Linked DNA regions of Homo sapiens: region 1 is linked to region 2. A link is an interaction called in ENCODE POLR2A ChIA-PET data of the cell type or tissue named here. Cell type or tissue: PC-9. All regions are shown on one strand. Links, peaks and the distances in the headings refer to the core of each region. The heading gives the core; the rest is flanking DNA. Region 1 holds the start of LINC02616 (long intergenic non-protein coding RNA 2616). Region 2 overlaps LINC02505 (long intergenic non-protein coding RNA 2505).

The links. Peaks named below come from ENCODE experiments on the same cell type or tissue, not always from the same donor. Only the 100,000 strongest peaks of a DNase experiment are listed, where the experiment ranks them.
Region 1: POLR2A ChIA-PET joins it to region 2 with 5 read pairs; 2 of 35 experiments call an interaction of 5 or more read pairs at or near these places.

What each region holds. Positions count from the first base shown.
Region 1 is chr4:36,999,175-37,004,571 of GRCh38, reverse strand. It overlaps LINC02616 (long intergenic non-protein coding RNA 2616), which reads right to left and starts at 2,793. Exons shown (of 2, transcript NR_134669.2): 1 at 2,677-2,793. In PC-9, for the core only: no CTCF peak of the experiment used is centred there; a DNase peak (open chromatin) is centred at 2,781; H3K4me3 peaks cover 2,422 bases; H3K27ac peaks cover 1,585 bases.
Region 2 is chr4:36,602,613-36,608,009 of GRCh38, reverse strand. All of the region lies in intron 2 of LINC02505 (long intergenic non-protein coding RNA 2505), which reads left to right. Among named protein-coding and RNA genes, the nearest start is that of LINC02505, 37 kb to the left of the region's middle. In PC-9, for the core only: no CTCF peak of the experiment used is centred there; no DNase peak of the experiment used is centred there.

The sequences.
Region 1 (5,397 bases), core at 148-5,147, 400 kb before region 2:
CCATTCAACAAGTCTCTACGGTTCCAAACTTTCCCACATTTTCCTGTCTTCTTCTGAGCCCTCCAAACTGTTCCAACTTCTGCCTATAACCCAGTTCCAAAGTTGCTTCCACATTTTCACGTATCTTTTCAGCAGCACCCCACTCTACTTGTACCAATTTACTGTAATAGTCCATTTTCATGCTGCTGATAAAGACACACCTGAGACCGGGCAATTTACAAAAGAAAGAAGTTTATTGGACTTACAGTTCCACACGGCTGGTGAGGCTTCACAATCACGGTGGAAGGCAAGGAGCAGCCAGTCATGTCTTACATGGATGGCAGCACACAAAAAGAGAGCTTGTGCAGGAAAATTCCCCCTTATAATAACCATCAGATCTTGTGAGACTTACTCTCTATCATGAGAACAGCAAGGGAAAGACATGGGAATTCAAGATAAGATTTGGGTGGGGACACAGCCAAACCATATCACAGTGCTACTATTAACAGGAAGGAAACAACCCATAAAATAAATATGTTCATACCCCAAGAGCTATTTTAAGCCCTTTGAAAATAGAAAATCATTCACTGAATATTTATTAAGCATCAAGAAAAGTATTATATGCCAAGGACCAACGGGAGGACATTGCCTTCAAAGAACATCAAAGCTTAATGGGGGAAATATATTTTAAACAAAAGTGACTAGACAGAAGGTCAGGTCCCATCCATGGTAGGGTGACCAACTATCCTGGTTTTCACTGTCCCAGTTTTTGCATTGGAAGTCCCACATCCTCCAACCCTTCAATCCCAGGCAAACTTGAAACCTGTAGTAGGAGACATTTATTTAAGGATGTCCATGATAATGTTGTTAGAATAGATACTGGTCAGTAAATAATAGATGTCTAATAGATGAAACTGGAGGTTAAATCACAAAAGGCTTCACAGAAAGAAATCTGTATATCAAAGAGATACCTGCACTAACATGTTTATTGCAGCACTACTCAGAATAGCAAAGATATAAAATCAACCTAAATGTCCATCAATGATGAATGGCTCACAAAAATGTGGCATACATAAACAAAATGGAAAACTATTCAGCCATAAAATAGAATGAAGTAATGTCATTTGCATAAACATCAAACTGGAGTCATTATCTTAAATGAAATAAGCCAGATACAAAAAGGCAATTATTGTATTTTCTCACTGATATGTGGGAGCTAAAAAGTTTGGTCACCTAAAAGTAGAGAGTAAAGACAGACAACAGAGAATGGGAAAGGTGAGTCAGGGAGACGGGGAAAGATGAAAAGGACTGGTTAAATGGTACAAACATACAGTTAAATAGAAGGAATAAATCCAATGTTTGATAGCAGAGTGACTATAGTTAACAAAAACGTATTGTACTGGGGTAATGGACACCCTGAATACCCTGACTTGAAATCACTCCATGCTATAAACACATAAAAAAAGTCACACATACCCCATAAATTTGTACAAATTTTAAAAAGAAAGGCTTCCCAGAAGATATATGTAAATAAGCAGCCTAGGAATACAGCTACTATTATCAAGGCAAAAAAGAGAGCCAGGAAATGGATTCTGACCAAAGAATGTCACATGAGGCAAGGAAGTGTTAAATCGTATTCAAATTCAAGGAATTCAGTGGTTCAGTACTGTTGGAACCTAGACTGCATATAGGGAAGAGGCAAGAGTTGCAGCTAGAGTGGTTGGTAGCAGCCACAGTGACAGGACGTTTATGTCTTGCTAAGGATCTTGGAATGCTAAGCATAACTGAGTGACAGGATTGGAGCCTGAGATCAAATCTATCTAAGACATCTCACTCTAACAGAGTGGAAAGGGGACAGACTGGGTGACTGGTGTGTTATAGTTCTTTGTTCCCCCATAGATTTCCTGGACAGCTAAATAGGGCTTGAGTCAATAATTTTTTTTAAGAAGAAATTAAGCATAAAACCAAACCAAACCAAAACAAGAAAACGACAATGGCAATAGGCATAGTGTTGTGCAGCAGATCTCTAGAACTAATTCATTTTGGTTAACTGAAATTTTGTACCTGCTGAATAGTAATTCCCAGTTACCCCCTCTTTTTAGTCCCTAGTAACTACCATTCTACTCTCTGCATTTAAGAGTTTTACTGTTTTACATTCATCATATAAAAGAATCATACAGTATTGGTGTAAGGTTCTTGTATCAGTTCGAACACCAAGAGTGCGCCAGCAGACAACACAAGGCAGTGTGGAGCAACATGCTGTTTTTTTTTTGTTTTGAGACGGAGTCTCGCTCTGCCGCCCAGGCTGGAGTGCAGTAGCGCCATCTCCCCTCACTGCAAGCTCCGCCTCCCGGGTTCGCGCCATTCTCCTGCCTCAGCTTCCCCAGTAGCTGGGACTACAGGCTCCCGCCATCATGCCCGGCTAATTTTTTGTATTGTTAGTAGAGACAGGGTTTCCCCCTGTTAGCCAGGATGGTCTAGATCTCCTGACCTCGAGATCCGCCCGCCTAGGCCTCCCAAAGTGCTGGGATTACAGGCATGAACCACCGCGCCGGGCAACATGCTGTTTTAATGAGCGCCTGGGTGCAGGCGGGCTGAGGCCTAATGGCGTCAGCCCCCAAGTGAGGAGGGGGCAAAGGTTTTATAGTCTCCTGGAAACAGGAGGTGTCCTATTCTGAGGTAACTGCTACGTTGTACCTGGATGGCCTCTTTCTCTATCTTCACGGGTACGTGTCTTCCTGCCAGGGTAGGTGTCTTCTTGCTGGCTCTCTTCCTGCTTCTGCTACCTTGCTGACGCACGCTGCTGACGCAAGTGGCCTTGCGTCTTCCGGCTGGGCCTGAGAAGGGAGGAGTTTTTCATCTACTTAAGCTTTCAGGCCCGGGAGAGCTTAGAACTGGCCCTTCTGTGTCTCATTTATTTAACTTAGTATAATGTCCTCCGTGTTCCTTCATGTTGTTGCATTGCAGAATTTCCTTTTTTTAAAGGCTGAATAAAATTCCTTGTCTGTATATACCACATTTTCTTTACACATTTATCCATCAATGGACACTTTTCCACATCCTGGCTGCTGTAAATAATGTTGCAATGAAAATAGGGGTGCAAATACTATCTCTTCAAAATCTGAGTTTCAATTCTTTTAGATAAATACCAATCAGTGGGATTGCTGGATCATACAGCAGTTCTATTTTTAAGTTTTTGAGGAAACTCTATACTATTTTCCGTAGTGGCAGCACTATGTTACATTCCCACCAACAATGTACAAGGGTTCCAGTTTCTACATAACCTCACCAACATGTATCTTTTTAATAATGTATTTATATTCATCAATGATACTCTATTGTACACTTAAAATTTGTTAAAAGGGTAGATCTCATTTAAATACTCTTACTACAATGAAAATAACAATTATAAAAAACACCAAAAATATCCTAGAGAGGTGGAATATATATAAATATATATATATATATATATATATATATATATATATATATATATACTTTTTCCAATTAGGTTTTGATAAAACCAGTTGATACTCTGGACTCACATTTAAAATGTTACTTTCATGATCACTCAGCATATTGTGGGAGATAAAATCAGCAATTTCACCCACATAGGCACACACCTACATGTACACCCAAAATGGCCTTGGCTGTATTAACGTTTCAGTATCACCAAGATCTATCAACCTACTAGCCATGGCCCTATAGAAACTCAGAGATCAGATGCTGGTGTGGCTTACAGGAACTCTGGAAGTTCCACTAACCACATGGCATCCACAGTGTCATAAATATCTGGCAAGGCCCCTGACAAGGTCTATGTCAGGGAAAACCTTATGTAGATATCATGTCACATCATTTTAATTTCTTCTAGCGTTTTCTCCCAAGTTTTTCTCTTCTCATCACCATGACAATGCCTGTTGAAAAACTGAGTCAAAAGCAGGATTTCCAAAATGTATCTTTCCTGGGATTTTTATCTTATCGTGTGCCTTACAACTAGGTAGGCTGAACACAGCCTATGTCCCATAATGGCATCTTTCAATCAGTTATCTAGACTTTGCCTGCCAGACTAGTGAAACAATCTTCCCTTTTCCTTATCTGTATCCTGCTCACAGGGGTGGTTTAGGATGGACAGAAAGATAAACATAGACCTACACACTGGTCTGAGTCACCTTTTAAAGTGATTACCTGGGAAGATACGAAATCTTCTAGGTAGACTTGTGGTCTCTTGGCTTCATGGAGAATGTGAATGGAAGCAAACTTCTACCATCTTAATTCACTCTACTTCTGTTGAATATCAGGTTTTTGTAATACCAGCCTTCTGCAAACTTAATATTTTAATATCTTTTAAATAAAATGAGTTGAACTCTTGAGCTAAGAATAGAAAGTATCAGGTGTCTTTGCAAATGTTTTACAAGAGTTTTATGCATAGGCTATACACAGTATTTTCAAAACGTGACCCTGAAGCAATGTGACTGTTTCCCAGGCATAGGAGCTGGGTTCCTTTCCAGGGAGCATTGCCTCCTGTGCAACAGCCAGCTCTTCTCTGAGGATACTCCCATCAGGTGAGACTTATGCAGAACTCAACCATAGCACATTCTGGAGCTGATGTCTGCATGTCTTCAATGGCAGCAAAGCTTAAGCTCTTACAGGCAGACTTGGTATTTGTAAACAACCAAAGGTCATTCATTCAGAGCCATTTTAATTGAATGAGAGGTGACTGTGGAAAAGAAGGCTATGTGTGGTTGATATGTAGATGAGAGTCTGATGCAAAAATGGTTATCGTATGTTGCCTCTAAACCGTCTCTGAAGACAATTTGCAAAGATGAACTGCATATAAATTTTGATAAGTATGACAGTATAGAAATGAGCACAATGTGTCTCTATGACTCTTTGTAGGATACAATACTTATGTTAGTGTAAAATCCAGGCATATATGGTAAAAGTATATTTTGCGTCTTCATAGATACTTTTATGCTATGTTGGCCATGGGGCTCTGTGATACTTTATGTGCTTGCTTTCTTATTAGTACCATCCAGCCATGGTCCTTTTTAATCAAGGAAACTAGACTCATACGTCCAAAGATCAGGAAATGAATAGAATCAGTGTAAACTCATTTTAAAGAGAATAAGCCAATTAGCATTTAATTGGATGATTTAGAATCTGAATCAGGGCTCATTAGATTAGTATTTATGAGCATGGGAGGTTTTGCATAATTGCTGTATAATTGTGATTCTTGCTTTCTACGATGAAAGAAAAGTGAAAGATTTCATTATAGTCACCTTCAAGGAAAGAAACATTTTCTTTTCTTTTTTTTTTTTTTTTTTTTTGAGACAGAGATTCGCTCAGTCGCTCAGGCTGGAGTGCAGTGGCGCGATCTCGGCTCACTGCAACCTCCACCTCTCAGGTTCAAGCGATTCT
Region 2 (5,397 bases), core at 320-5,319:
GTAAAACGTGCATCTATATAATTTATCAGCCTTACCAGGTTTAAGTGTACAGTTCATTGGTAATAAATACATTGAAATGATGCTTTAATAGATATATTTATTTGAATATTCTTATTCACCTGTATTAATTCTGTCACCGTGCAATTATCTTACCAAAAATGTTGTGACAATTCACATTTCCACCAGGGATATATGAAATTGCCTATCATTCTGTTTCTCACATACATCATTATTCTTACAACAACATGTACTACCAAACAATTTTTAAAATCTGATACTTTAGAAATGGTATATTGTTGTTACTTTAATTTATAGTACATTAGTAGGGGGTTGGGACAGCCTAGTATGTATTTATTGGCCACTGGAATTTTCTCATCTTTGAATTTGTTTTTAAAAATCTTTGCTCATTTATCTATAGGGATTTTTCCCCCAGCTTCAGAATTAATATCACCTTTATGACTATTCACTCTGCAAGAGAGAATTTTCCACAAAATTTATTTGTATTTAATACATTTGATAAGTACCTTTTTTGTATAACTTAATATTTTTTTCTAAAAAATCTAATTTATACTTTCTGACTTTTTACTTAATCACAGAAATTTCCTGTTTCTAGAATATATTATCAGGACCTTAGATTTTCTTGCTAACTTTGTTATTGTTTTATCTTCTCTAGACCAGCAATGTCTGAAACGTAATGCTAGCCACAAATGTGAACCATATATGAAATTTTAAATTTCATGTCAAATGTATTTTTTAATGTAAAAAGAAACTAATAAAATTAAATTCAATAATATATTTTATAAGCCTAACATATTTGAAATGTTATTGTTTCCAACACAGTCCTTATAAAAATTATAAATTAGGTATGTATCTTTTTTTCTTTTTTTTATTTTATAATTATTATACTTTAAGTTTTAGGGTACATGTGCACAATGTGCAGGTTAGTTACATATGTATACATGTGCCATGCTGGTGTGCTGCACCCATTAACTTGTCATTTAGCATTAGGTATATCTCCTAATGCTATCCCTCCCCCCTCCCCCCACCCCGCAACAGTCCCCAGAGTGTGATGTTCCCCTTCCTGTGTCCATGTGTTCTCATTGTTCAATTCTCACCTATGAGTGAGAACATGCGGTGTTTGTTTTTTTGTTGTTGTGATAGTTTACTGAGAATGATGATTTCCAATTTCATCCATGTCCCTACAAAGAACATGAGCTCATCATTTTTTATGGCTGCATAGTATTCCATGGTGTATATGTGCCACATTTTCTTAATCCAGTCTATCATTGTTGGACATTTGGGTTGGTTCCAAGTCTTTGCTATAGTGAATAGTGCCACAATAAACATATGTGTGCATGTGTATTTATAGCAGCATGATTTTATAGTCCTTTGGGTATATACCCAGTAATGGGATGGCTGGGTCAAATGGTATGTATCATTTTTTTCAAACTGAGCATTTAAAATGTCATTTGCATTTTAGAAAACACATCTCAATTTGCTTTTCCTCAATAGCCTCATATGGCTATTGTAATTTAGTTAACCAATATGCATACATGGCTACTGGTTACTGTGTGGGAAAGTGCATGTCTAGAATATTTTTTTTTTTTTGTGGCAAAGATGACTATAACTTATTTCCTTTTAATTTACTGACCTTTGTAATATTTTTACATATTATCTATTCTTTTTGACAGATCTATTTTTAAGTTCTTATGTCAGGAACATTGATTTGAATATAATAGTTTTAAAGTATATTGTGATGATAGATAAGATAAGCACCCCCTTATTAGTCTTTTTTATCCAAGTTTTCTTGGGTACATTTGTTTGTATATATATTACATTATATTTTCTTATATTTTATGTGTATTCATTGTAATTACACACAAGTAATTTAAATTTTGGAAATTGTATAGAAAAATAACATTTTTATACTTACCTTCTATCCAGTAACTTTGCAAAATTTATTTATTAGTTCTAGTATATTTTTTGTAAATTCCCTGATATTTTTACCTAGATGACCATGTTTTATATGAAAGAATTTTTTCTTCTTCTTGTAAAATCTGTATGTCTTTCAATTATTTTTCTTGTCATATTGTGCTTGCTAGAACCACTACTATAATGTCAAATAGAAGAGATAGGAGAAAACATTCTTGTTTTGTTCTTCATACAAGAAGGAAAGCATTAAGTCTTTTACTGTAAGTACGATATTTCATAAATGCCCTTTATCAGGTTAAGAAAATTTTTATTCTTTTTTTGCTATACATTTTATTAGGAGTGGATATTACATTTTCTCAAATGTTCTTTCTGTATCTATTAAGGTGATATGAATTGTATTTTTAAAGTTTCAAATGTAGTGAATTTTACTGATTAATTTTTTCCATGTTAAATCACCCTCTCTTTCCTGAGATAAATCCAATTAATGGTTTTGAAGAGCTAGTATGTTTTAGAGATGAGTTCAAGTTAAAAAAATTTAAAAATCTTAATACCTGACTTGGAACTAAACACAGTGTAGAGAACATAATTACACAGATGCACTACATGCTAAGTGTATGCTATATAAATTATTGCAAATATGTCAAAATGAAATAACTCATCTTAAAGAAATGTTTCTCCAGTATAGTCTCACCCATCATATACATTGACTCAAGACAGGAAATGTTTTTCTTACATCAGCAATCTAAGTCAATAGGAATAGCTCTATTATACTGCCAAGTATAATTCTATATAGACCTAATATTTTTTAACCTTACATTCTCAGTCAAATGCTGGTTTGTCATATTTCATAGACATTAAAGATTTTCCCCTAAGAAAATGTTTGCCTACAACCCTAAAAATAAATAGCAAATTAAGAAAAATGTACCCTAAAAAAACTTCTTACCTTTAATTAAAGACAAACCTCACAAATCATGAAAAGTCAAGAAATAAACAGTTTTCCAAAAGGCCCTGGAAAATATACCAACTAATCCTGATTAATGTCATTAAAGTTAACATGGAATACATGAGATTTTATGCACTCTGCATGTATGGCAAAAGATTTTCCTCTTTCCAGAAACATTTCAAATTGTGTGAGTTTTATCCTATACTAGGAGGTTACTTCCACAAGCTCATTAAAAATTAAGGAATAGACAGTGCCATTTTTCAGTGCGATGACTGACATTGCAATTTCTTATCAGTGAAAATTACTTCAGCATCTGAGAATACAACCTCAAAATGTTTATGAGCCAATGTGGAACAAAAGTTAGATTAAGAGAAGTTATATTTATAAAGGATTGCCTGAAGGATAAACAATTCATGCATCTCTCTAGGAAATCTCAAGTTTAGTTTCTGGATAACTCTTAAAGCCAGAAAGCTGCACAATTTGACTACATTTTTTCACCCTATAAATTATTGCTTTTACTTTGGCATTCATGTAAAAAAAAGTCTTACTGTAATTTCTATTGTAGGGATATAGTTGAGGTCACTTATTTAAATAATGGTACACAGAAGATTTTTGTCTCAGACCATTTCTAGTAAGTTTAATTATACTGAATAACTAACATTTTGTCTGTTTGTTTTAAGGGACATGCTAGTCTTATAAAGCATAGTTCTCTCTTGCTTTGGCAATTGGTACCATTAAAGTCAAATTTCTTGCCGACTTTGAATTATTAAGCATAGCTCAATGGCTTGCCATTCTGTGCATAGCACACTTTGAATTAATTTCATGATTTTTCTGTTATTATCTTTTCCCTCTGATTATTTCACCATCATGTTATTTTCATTTCATGCTTTTTGATAAATATCTTCAATTTTTTTAAATGAAACAATTTGTTAATATGAAAAATGCTTCAGAATACTTGGAGTTTTAGGGACATGGATAAAGCTGGAAACCATCATTCTCAGCAAACTAACACAGGAACAGAAGACCAAACACCACATGTTCTCACTCATAAGTGGGAGTTGAACAATGAGAACACATGGATGCAAGGAGGGGAATATCACACACCAGGGCCTGTCAGCGGGTGGGGAACTAGGGGAGGGATAGCATTAGGAAAAATACCTAATGTAGATGACGGGTTGATGGGTGCAGCAAACCACCATGGCACGTGTATACCTATGTAACAAACCTGCCCATTCTGCACATGTATACCCGAACTTAAAGTATAGTAAAAACAAAACAATACAAAACAAAATTCTACACATAGACAAACTTTAAAAGTCAAAGAACAACCATAAAGGCACAAAACTAATAAATTTTTATGGTGGTCAAGAAAAGGGGACAGACACAGAGAATGGAAGTCTTCTTTGCCAGGTACTACTAAATTGTTTTCCTTGGTGAACAAATAAGAAGTATGGTACAGAGAGACGTGAAATGGAAGAAAACTGAAAGTAAGCTGTACCCAAACAATTTGCCTAGATTTTATTCTGCTGCTTCAAAAGTAAAAATAGCAACGCAACCTGGGTTTTCCCCACACAAAAATCTTTACATTACCTCCATTTTAAGAAGAATGATGGTAAATATATAGTTGCCTAAAAGGATATAGAAATTCAAAGCATTTGTTCAAAATTAGTTGTTAATATATTGAGCTGCTCTTCTCAAACATCAGAACTTTGGAGAGTGTGACCATGACTACGTCCAATGATAGAATTGTTTTAAAATGCAAGAAAATAAAACAATTCAACAATCAAATACCTTGTACCTTTTGTATAGCTTGTGGTTCAAAGCACATTGTAAGATCAACTCAGATATGATTTCTTGGTATACTTAAGTCAGTTTAATAATTTATAATTAAAATTTAGATATCTTGTATGTTCACATATCATCATCAATTCAACATCATGTAATTCTCATTGGTTGCTATATTGGTTATCTATTGCCATGTAAATGTATACAACAGACCACTTGGTGGCATATGAGAAGTGACACTTAAACTCACGTGGCTGTAAGGTTTAGCTAATTTGGGCCAGACTCACTCATGAGTCTGCATCAGCTGCAGGTCATCTGAACAGCTTTACTATTATTATATGGACTCACAGACACAAATATATATTAAAAATCGTCTCGTTGTTAGCTGATCTATGATGGCCTTGGCAGAAAGGACTTCAGTGAGCCAGCACAACTCCATGTATCTTTTATTGTCTAGCAGTCTAGCCCTGGCATGTTCAACAATGGCATAGATGCAAAAGAAGCCAAGCCCAATTGGGAAAGCATCTTTCAAACCTCATTTTGGTCACATTTGCTGATTTCCTACTAACCAAAGCAAGCTACGTGGCCAAAGTTAAAGTCATAGTAAAAGGACACTACAAAGTTATGTGGGGAAGAAAACAGATATAGAGGAGGGTGAAAAATGAGGGCCATTTTGCAATGGTTGCACCATAGAGTTTTATTCTAGCTACTTTACAGGACTGGTGGATGATACAGTC